2 separate regions of the Homo sapiens genome follow, and region 1 is linked to region 2. A link is a contact called in ENCODE Hi-C or POLR2A ChIA-PET data. All regions are on one chromosome and are shown on one strand. Each heading gives the region's core, a stretch centred on a gene start or an enhancer-like site at or near the end of the contact. The rest is flanking DNA. Distances are from core to core; before and after follow the strand shown.

What was found. A loop is a pair of places that touch in the nucleus more often than their neighbours do. ChIA-PET counts read pairs that join two places held with the same protein, here RNA polymerase II (POLR2A). Pooled maps may share reads with other maps.
Region 1: a loop to region 2 is called in a pooled map, with 2.4 times the contacts of the local background. The contact joins two enhancer-like sites. A Hi-C loop is called at or near these places in 1 of 168 maps with a recorded cell type or tissue (B cell), 2 of 37 single-sample maps with no recorded cell type and 6 of 50 pooled maps. POLR2A ChIA-PET finds 5 or more read pairs at or near these places in 1 of 52 experiments (activated CD4-positive, alpha-beta T cell).

What each region holds. Positions count from the first base shown.
Region 1 is chr3:101,896,486-101,900,804 of GRCh38, forward strand. No RefSeq gene overlaps it. Among named protein-coding and RNA genes, the nearest start is that of RDUR, 42 kb to the right of the region's middle. Within about 2 kb of position 2,371, at least 3 of the 41 ENCODE cell types and tissues checked have a DNase peak (open chromatin) inside an H3K27ac peak, as active enhancers do.
Region 2 is chr3:101,807,509-101,811,549 of GRCh38, forward strand. All of the region lies in intron 6 of NXPE3 (neurexophilin and PC-esterase domain family member 3), which reads left to right. Among named protein-coding and RNA genes, the nearest start is that of NXPE3, 30 kb to the left of the region's middle. Within about 2 kb of position 1,868, at least 5 of the 41 ENCODE cell types and tissues checked have a DNase peak (open chromatin) inside an H3K27ac peak, as active enhancers do.

The DNA.
Region 1 (4,319 bases), core at 1,121-3,620, 89 kb after region 2:
TGACTGTCAGAAAATTAGTTTTAAATTCAAGCATTCTCTCAAATCTAATTTTGTTTGATGTTAGTATTTGCTGACTTTGCTTTTTATTTGATGTATGTATTCTTTTTAATAGCTTTATTGAGGTATAATTTACACACCATAAAAATCTGCCATTTGAACTGTACGATTCAATCATTTTTAGTAAATTTACAGAGTTGTGCTGCTATCATCACAACCCAATTTTAGAATAGTTTCATCATCCTGAAAAGACCCTTTTTCCCAACCCCAGGCAACCATTAATCTACTACTTTCTGTCTCTATAGATTTGCCTAATCTGGTTATTTCATGTAAACAAAATCACACCAGAGTCAAACCATTTGTGGCTGGCTTCCACTGCTGAGCATAACAATTTCAAGGAAAATCTATGTAATAACATGTATCATTTACATGGTATCTTTTAAAGTGCAAAACTTAAAAATTTTGATAAATTCCAATGAATTTTGATTCATTTTGAGTTGTTTTGTGTGTATGATGTGAGATAAGGGTTTGAATTCATCCTCGTCCGTCAGTATAGGTGCTCCTTGATTTATGATGGGGTTACATTTTGATAAACTCATTGTAAGTCAAAAATATTTTAAATGGAAAATGCATTTAATACTGTGATAAACCGGTTGTAAAGTCAAAACTTGTAAACCAGGGGTTATCTGTACTTCATTCTTTTTGTTGCTGAATAATATTCCCTCGTATGGATATACCACACTTTATTTATCCATTCACCAGTTGATGGACATTTGGATTTTTTTCAGGTTTTGGCTATAGTATTAGTCCATTTTCACACTGCTAAAAATAACCACCTGAGACTGGGTAATTTATAAAGAAAAGAGGTTTAATTGACTCACAGTACCACATGGCTGGGGAGGCCTCAGGAAACTTACAATCATGGCGGAAAGCAAAAGGGAAGTAAGGCATGTCTTACATGGTGGCAGGAAAAAGTTAAGGTGGGGAGTGCCACACTTTTAAACCATCAGCTCTCATGAGAACTCACTCACTATCATGAGAACAGCATGGGGAAAATCTGCTCCCATGATCTAATTACCTCCCACCAGGTCCCTCTCCTGACCTGTGGGATTACAATTCGACATGAGATTTGAGAAGGGACACAGAGCCAAACCATATCAGCTATTATGAGTAATCTTCTATGAGCATTCACATACAAGTTTTTGTGTGGATGCACATTTTTATTTCTCTTGAGTAGATACCTAGAAGAAGAATTGCTGGATCTTATGGTTAATTTATGTTTAACTTTTAAACTGTTTTCCAAAGTAGCTGTACCATTTTACATATCCTGCAACGATGTATGAAGGTTCCAGTTTCTCTATGTCTGTACCAACACTTGCTATTGCCTGCCTTTTGGATTATAGCCATTTTAATGGGTGTGCAGTGGTATCTTACCTTGGCTTTAACTTGCATTTCCCAGCTGGGTACAGTAGCTCATGCATGTAATCCTAGCATCTTGGGTGGCTGAGGCAGGCAGATCATTTGAGCTCAGGAGCTTGAGACCAGCCTGGGCAATGTGGTGAAACCCTGTCTCTACAAAAAATACAAAAATTAGCCAGGCAAGGTGGCACACACCTGTGGTTCCAGCTACTCAGGAGGCTGAGGTGGCAGGATCGTTTGACTCCAGTTGAGGCTGGAGTGAGCCGTGATTGTGTCACTGCACTACAGTCTGGGTGACAGAGTAAGACCCTGTCTCAAAAAAAAGAAAAAAAAAAGAATTTGCATTTCCCTAGTAACAAATGATGTTAAGCATCTTTTCTTGTGCTTATTGGTCATTCAGATATCTTCTTTAGTAAAATGTTTATTCAAATGTTTTGCCCACTTTAAAAATTGAGTTTTCTTCTTACTATTAAATTGTAAGAGTTCTTTATATATTCTGGATACAAGTCCCTTACCAGATACATGACTTACAAGTATTTTTCTCCCAGTATGTGATTTACCTTTTTATTTTGTTAATGGTATCTTTTGAAGTGCAAAACTTAAAAAAATTTGATAAATTCCAATGAATGTTGATTCGTTTTGAATTAATTTTTTGTGTATGATGTGAGATAAGGGTTTGGATTCATCTTTGTCTTTCTGTATATCTAATTATTGCAGCACCATGTGTTGAAAAGATGGCTTGTCTTTTGCTGGCTTCACTTTTATTTTATTTTATTTGTGCCTTTAAAGAAAAGGTGAAGTAGGCATAAATAATTTATGAACAAAAATGAAGATGGTCTCTGTGTTGAATTTCTAAATGCTTACATGAGAGAATGAGCATCATCAGACTGACGTGTTAACAATAATTTGAACCACAATTTTATTTTGTTCTCTTCTTCTTCCCCATTCCCTCCCCAACCCTGTAGTTAACATCTGCTTCTCTCCTGTAAGAGGAAGTGAAAGATTTAGGTCAGGCCCCAAACCAAACTATCTTTACTGCACTCTTCCCTTTTAAGAAAAAAAAAACCCACCCTGCTGGGTCCGTTTAGCACTAAATTACCCTACATCAACGGTTCTATTGTGATTTTTGGAAGTTGGCCTTCCCCCGGAAGCAGAACTGCTGTTGCTGGGACTGGGTGTTATGAAATCAATCTAGCTGGTCACTTTGAAGGATGCTGACAGGAGTCAAGAGAGACGATCCTTCAAGTATCACAGGACTTTCCCTTATATTTGCTTTACAGATGAATTTCTTACAAGAAATATCTCAGAGGAATATTACCAGAGCTGGAGATCTTCCACATTCAGATCCTACATGTATCTGTGGTGCTGGGCAGAGGTAACCCCAAGTAAGAATAGGTTCAGTTGACTGATACAAGGCAGCAAGACTGGCATCCTTGGGGAAGTCTGTCTCTGGAAAGATATTATCCATCCTGCTATCTTAAGTCATTATAAAGAACAGGATGATTGCATCTTCCTTTATGGATATGTACTGGGTTCCTCTCTTTTATGGTGCTGACCTAGCAGCTATAACTGGGGTATCTTTCTACTCTGGCTTTGACAAATATCCCTCACAATCAGGGCTGTGGCATAATAATGATAAAAATCATAGCTAATATGCATATAGCATATACCTTATTATATACCAGCAACCCTTTTCCTGTCTTACATATATTAACTCATATAACTGTGTCTTGGCTATACGTATTAAAATGAATTATTGAGAGGAGTAGTGATATAGAAGCAATTGACATATTATTTGGACTGTATGGGGAACTCCATCTCCTAAAAGAGCTTTGAGACCAGAAGGAAAGGCCTGAGACAGTACTTGAGGGGTAAAGGTGAACAGAAGGGTTGTTTTTTAGGGTCTCATATTCTTTCATCTCTAGAACTCATTCAAGACAAAAGTTACAGGGAGAAGACACTGATCTTCATTTCCCAGCTTTGGTTAGACATATTCTTTTAGAATCCTTCTTCAAGGGCCTCCAGAATCCCTGTCATCCCTCATTTCCAGGCATTCACCTTAGTGCCTGCTTTCCCTGCTGTGGCATGGGGCCATTCCCCAGCTATCCAGGTTTGTCCTTGGCAGGTTGGGGTCTCCCTCGATGCTTTCCTGTCCTGTCTTTCAATGTGACAACTGTTTGCTAGAAGGGGGCAGTTTCAGCATTAAGGGTGAGGTCCTGTAACATTTTAACTCACTGCTGGCCCAAACAAAAGATTTCACCAAGTTTAAGATTTTAGTAATATACAAACATTTTGGCTTATTTTAGGCTATTAGCCAGTTTGTTCCATTTTAGTATAAGATTCAGAAGCTAGTTTCTGGGAGAAAACGAAAGGAGAGGGGAGAGGCTGAGGGCATACGGTGTCTGAAACAAGAAGAGCTGAAAAGGAAGGAAAGATTGGAAAGCCTTTGTCTACATCAAAATTTTGCTGAGGTCTTTCCCTGACAGAAAGGCTAATAAGAGATGCAGGTAGGTCCTTCATTCCTGCCCCCAGATCACACCAATGTTATTAACTATGGTCTCCTACAAACCGTGCACTCAACTTTGTTGTCTAACACAGGAGAATGACTCAAATGAGGGGAATGTCCAGACCCATGAAAGTCAGGTTATTGCAAATGGAGGTAGGCAACTAGTTTTAGACAGGTGCTTCCAGAGAAGACATGCTTTAGATGGCAATCTCCTCACTGATACATGAAGGCAGACCCTGCCAAGCTGGGTATATGATCAAGATGGTCTTAAAGTTCCCCTCAGCTTGACTAAATTTTAGACAGGCTTCTTCCCGAGTATAGGCCCTTGAGCTCTCTTTTTCTTAGAGCATGTACTTCATTTTTCCTTTCTTTTTTCCCCCCTTTTTCATAGAACTGT
Region 2 (4,041 bases), core at 618-3,117:
AGACAAATTTTTGCCATGTTGCCCAGGATGGTCTTGAATTCTTGAGCTCAAGCAATCCTCCCACCTTGGCCTCCCAAAGTGCTGGGATTACAGACATGTGCACGGCCGAGTTTTGCTATTTAAGCTCATGTAAAAGTTTTCTTCTCTTGCCAGCCCTCTTCTGTTTGGCTCCTCAAGAGTCTTTTGAACAACCTTGTCCAATATGATAGCAACTAGTCACTTGTAGTGATTCAAATTTAAATCAATTAAGATTAAATAAAATTCAAAATCTAGTTATTTAATCACACATGCCCAATAACTATATGTAGACAGCATTTTATGTAGAATTTATCCATCATCTCAAAAAGTTGTGTTGGACATTGCTGCTCTAGAGATATGGGTAAAATTATCATGGAAATGTTTAAATCATCACAAAAAGTTGTGTTGGACATTGCTGCTCTAGAGATATGGGTAAAATTATCATGGAAATGTTTAAAATAACATTGGGTTGGAGAATAGCAGCTCTTCTCAAAGTGTGGTCTGTGGATCAGTGGCATCAGCATTACCAGGCAACCTGATAGAATTGCAAATTCTCAGGTCCTATCTCAGATGACTGAAACAGAAACCCTGGCTGGTGGGGCTGAGCAAGAAAGTTTTAACAAACTTTTCGGGTGACTCTGATTTATTGGTGTAGAATATTAATAGTAAAAGAACAAAATTCAGAGCAGTAAATGTAAATTTTGCAGAATAGATATAATTAGCTATCGTGATTTTTAGAAAGAAGGGATGAATGTTACTAGTGAGGCTTATGCAGATGGCGGGCAAGGTCCTTCTAGCTTTTAAAAGTATATTAACTAATAGTACTGCACTCTGCAGATGTTGGCAAACCCTTTTGCTGCAGGGGCTTGATATTTAATACCTGTGGATCAAGCAGAGTGGATATTAGCCACAAGCCTTGTATGAGTGGTGGGGAAGGAACTGAAGAGCAAGGACCATCTCAAGGGGCAGCCTCTTTTCAGTTTCTGCTGCTTTGTTACCATGTAGAAACAAACCCTGTATGCCCAGCTCCGTAGATTTGTTTTTCCAAGAGAAACCAGAAACTTTGATTTTTTAACTGTGATATCTCCATATTTTAGAACATTGACATCCAATTCAAGACTTTGAAAATATTGTATGGGCTAAATAAAATCTGTTTGGCCCATATGCAGCCAGGGCACTGCCAGTTTATATCTCTTGTCTCTAGTATCATATGCCACAAGAATTCCCAGTCTTTTCCTGATGAAGAGCTGTTTTTGATTTACTTGAACCAAATGAATTACTAATTTTAGAGGATATATATATATATATATATATATATATATATATATATGAGACATTTATCTTTTATCTGTTTGGGCCTCAACCCTGAGGTCAAGATGTCAGTAGACAAGGTGTCCTTCAGTAGTACTGCGCTCTAAACACTCTCCATGTCCGACATCTTCAGGAGGCCCTGTCTCCCACTACTGGATCTGTCCTTCTTCTCACAGACTCGACTGGCTTGCCCTTATTGTGATGTCCCTAGGTGTCCCAGGGATGGTCAGTGGGAGGAACTTTGGAAAGTTTACCTGTACCTGACAAGTCTTGAGGATTAGCCAGGAAGTGGCTGTGGGTTTATGATGTACTCTTCTGGTTAGAGGGAAGATAGATTTGGTAATTAGTGAGCCTTTTGATATATTTTTAGAGGAAGAAAGTAACTATGAATTAGTAGGAGCAGAATATCCTGGTTTTGAATAGGAAAACCATCTTGTTGTAACAGGTATATAACTGGAAAGAAAAGAGAAGGGCAATTGATTTATGGACTATGGAAGGAACCCAGCTTGGCAGAACTTCATTGAATTTCACTCTGTGGACCAGCAGGGGGCATTCAAAGACCCTAAATCAAGGGCTCATAATTTTTTTTCCTTCTTTTGCTTCATTCTATGCAAACATTCTGTTTCTGCTTAAACTTTCACCAACTAATTTTAGCATTCATCAAGGTTCATCAGATCTTGCCTGTGGCAATGATTTCTGTGGAATTCTAATTGTGACTTTTAATGTCTCTCATTCTTTCAACATTTATTAGTTGGAATTCTTTTGCAAAGAAGAGTTGTCCCTTCTTCATTTTAAGTATTTATATCAGTGTAGACTCATGAAAATTTCATTCCTTGGAATGAAGGAAAAAAAATTATAATCCAATCCAATTCAATCATTATTTTATTTGCTTTTATTTTTGCTCAAATTGTTCCAGTTTTGGCAGTTGGGGAACACTTTCAGTTTGGCTTCTTTGTGCCCTTTTGTCATCCTGTGTGCTGTCATCCTTTTGTTTGTTTTGAGCACTTCCTTAGTTTCTGGCACCACAAGATATTTGAGGCTTGTCTTGTATTTTCTTTGCCTTAGCCTTAGAAGGGGTTTACAGTATTTCTACTTTTATTTCACTTATGAATCCTATATTTTGAAGTTTTTTCCCTGTGAAATTGTATTTATGTATTAGCTAATTAATATTCTTACAAGGTAAAACTATTGTTAAGATTCATATTTAGATTGCCTGAGATTGGCAGTGCTACTGCTACTTGTGGGCATAATTCCAGTCAAAAGCAAGGAAAAACAGTTTTTAGTTCTAGCTGACTACCTTTTTAAGAGCAAGCATCTGGTTTATGTCAGGTTTTCCCAGTGCCAGAATTACTGCTGAGTTTTCATTAGTACCTGTAATGTAGTCCCCAGATTATCACAGCTGAGTGGCTCAGGGACCTTGACAGATTCTGACCTCATCAACAACTTGAGGTTATATTTTTTGGGGGAACTTACTGAGAGTTTAGAATAAGACTTGATCTAATAGCAACAGTATAGATAAGAACAATGAAGTTTTACATTTGTGTGTATCTTTGTAGCTATGGCAGGTTGAATACTAAGATGACTTCCAGTGATCTATGCTCTTACATAATCTCCTTCCCCTTGAGTTGTGGCAGCGACATGTAAATATGATGGTATATAATTCCTATGATTTGATTATGTTATATGACAAAGTTGACTTTAAGAGAGTGGCATTATCCTAGGTAGACCTGACCTTAGATCAGATAAGCCCTTAACAGGGGCCATGTTCTTCCTGAAGAAATTCAAAGTGTAAGAAGGATTCCATGTGAGGGAGATTCTTTGTTGTTGGTTTTAAAGATGAAGGGGGCCACATGGCTAGGAATATAGGCAACTTCTAGTAGCTGGAGAGCATCTCCTGGCTGATAACCATCAAGGAAATGGGAAACTCAGTCTTACAACCACAAGTAACTGAATTCTGGCAGCAACTTGAATGAACTTTTTTTGTTGTTTTTTTTTGTTTGTTTGTTTTTGAGACAGAGTCTTGCTCTGTTGCCCAGGCTGGAGTGCAGTGGTGCGATCCTGGCTCACTGCAAACCTCTGCCTCCTGTGTTCAAGCGATTCTCGTGCCTCAGCCTCCCAAGTACCTGGGATTACAGCCACACCTGGCTAATTTTTCTGTTTTTAGTAGAGACGGGGTTTTCACTGTGTTGGCCAGGCTGGTCTCGAACTCCTGAGCTCAAGCGATCTACCCACCTTGCCCTCCCAAAGTGCTGGGATTACATGCGTGAGCCACGCGCCCGGCCTTGAATGACCTTTTTGAAGGCTTTTCTCCAGAGAACACAGCCCTGATAATAGCCTGATTCAACTTGTGAGACTCTGAGGAGAGAACAGAGTTATGCGATGTCCCAAACTCCTGACCTGCAGGTCTGTGGGTTAATAAATGTCTCTTGTTTTTAAGCTACTAAGTTTGTGGTGATGTGTTACACAGCAATAGAAAACTAATAAAATAACTACCATCTAGATCAAGTTATTGAACATTTAGAACATATAGGATGTTTCCAGGACCCTAGCATGCGCTTTACTATTCACACTATTACAGTATTGAATTTTCACAATAACCCTTCAAAATAACTAGTAGTTGACCCATTTTATAGATGATGTGACCAAAGTCCAGAGATTTCACTTATTGTGTCATCGTTTTGAGTCCTTCTTTGTTAGACTCTGAGGGTATAG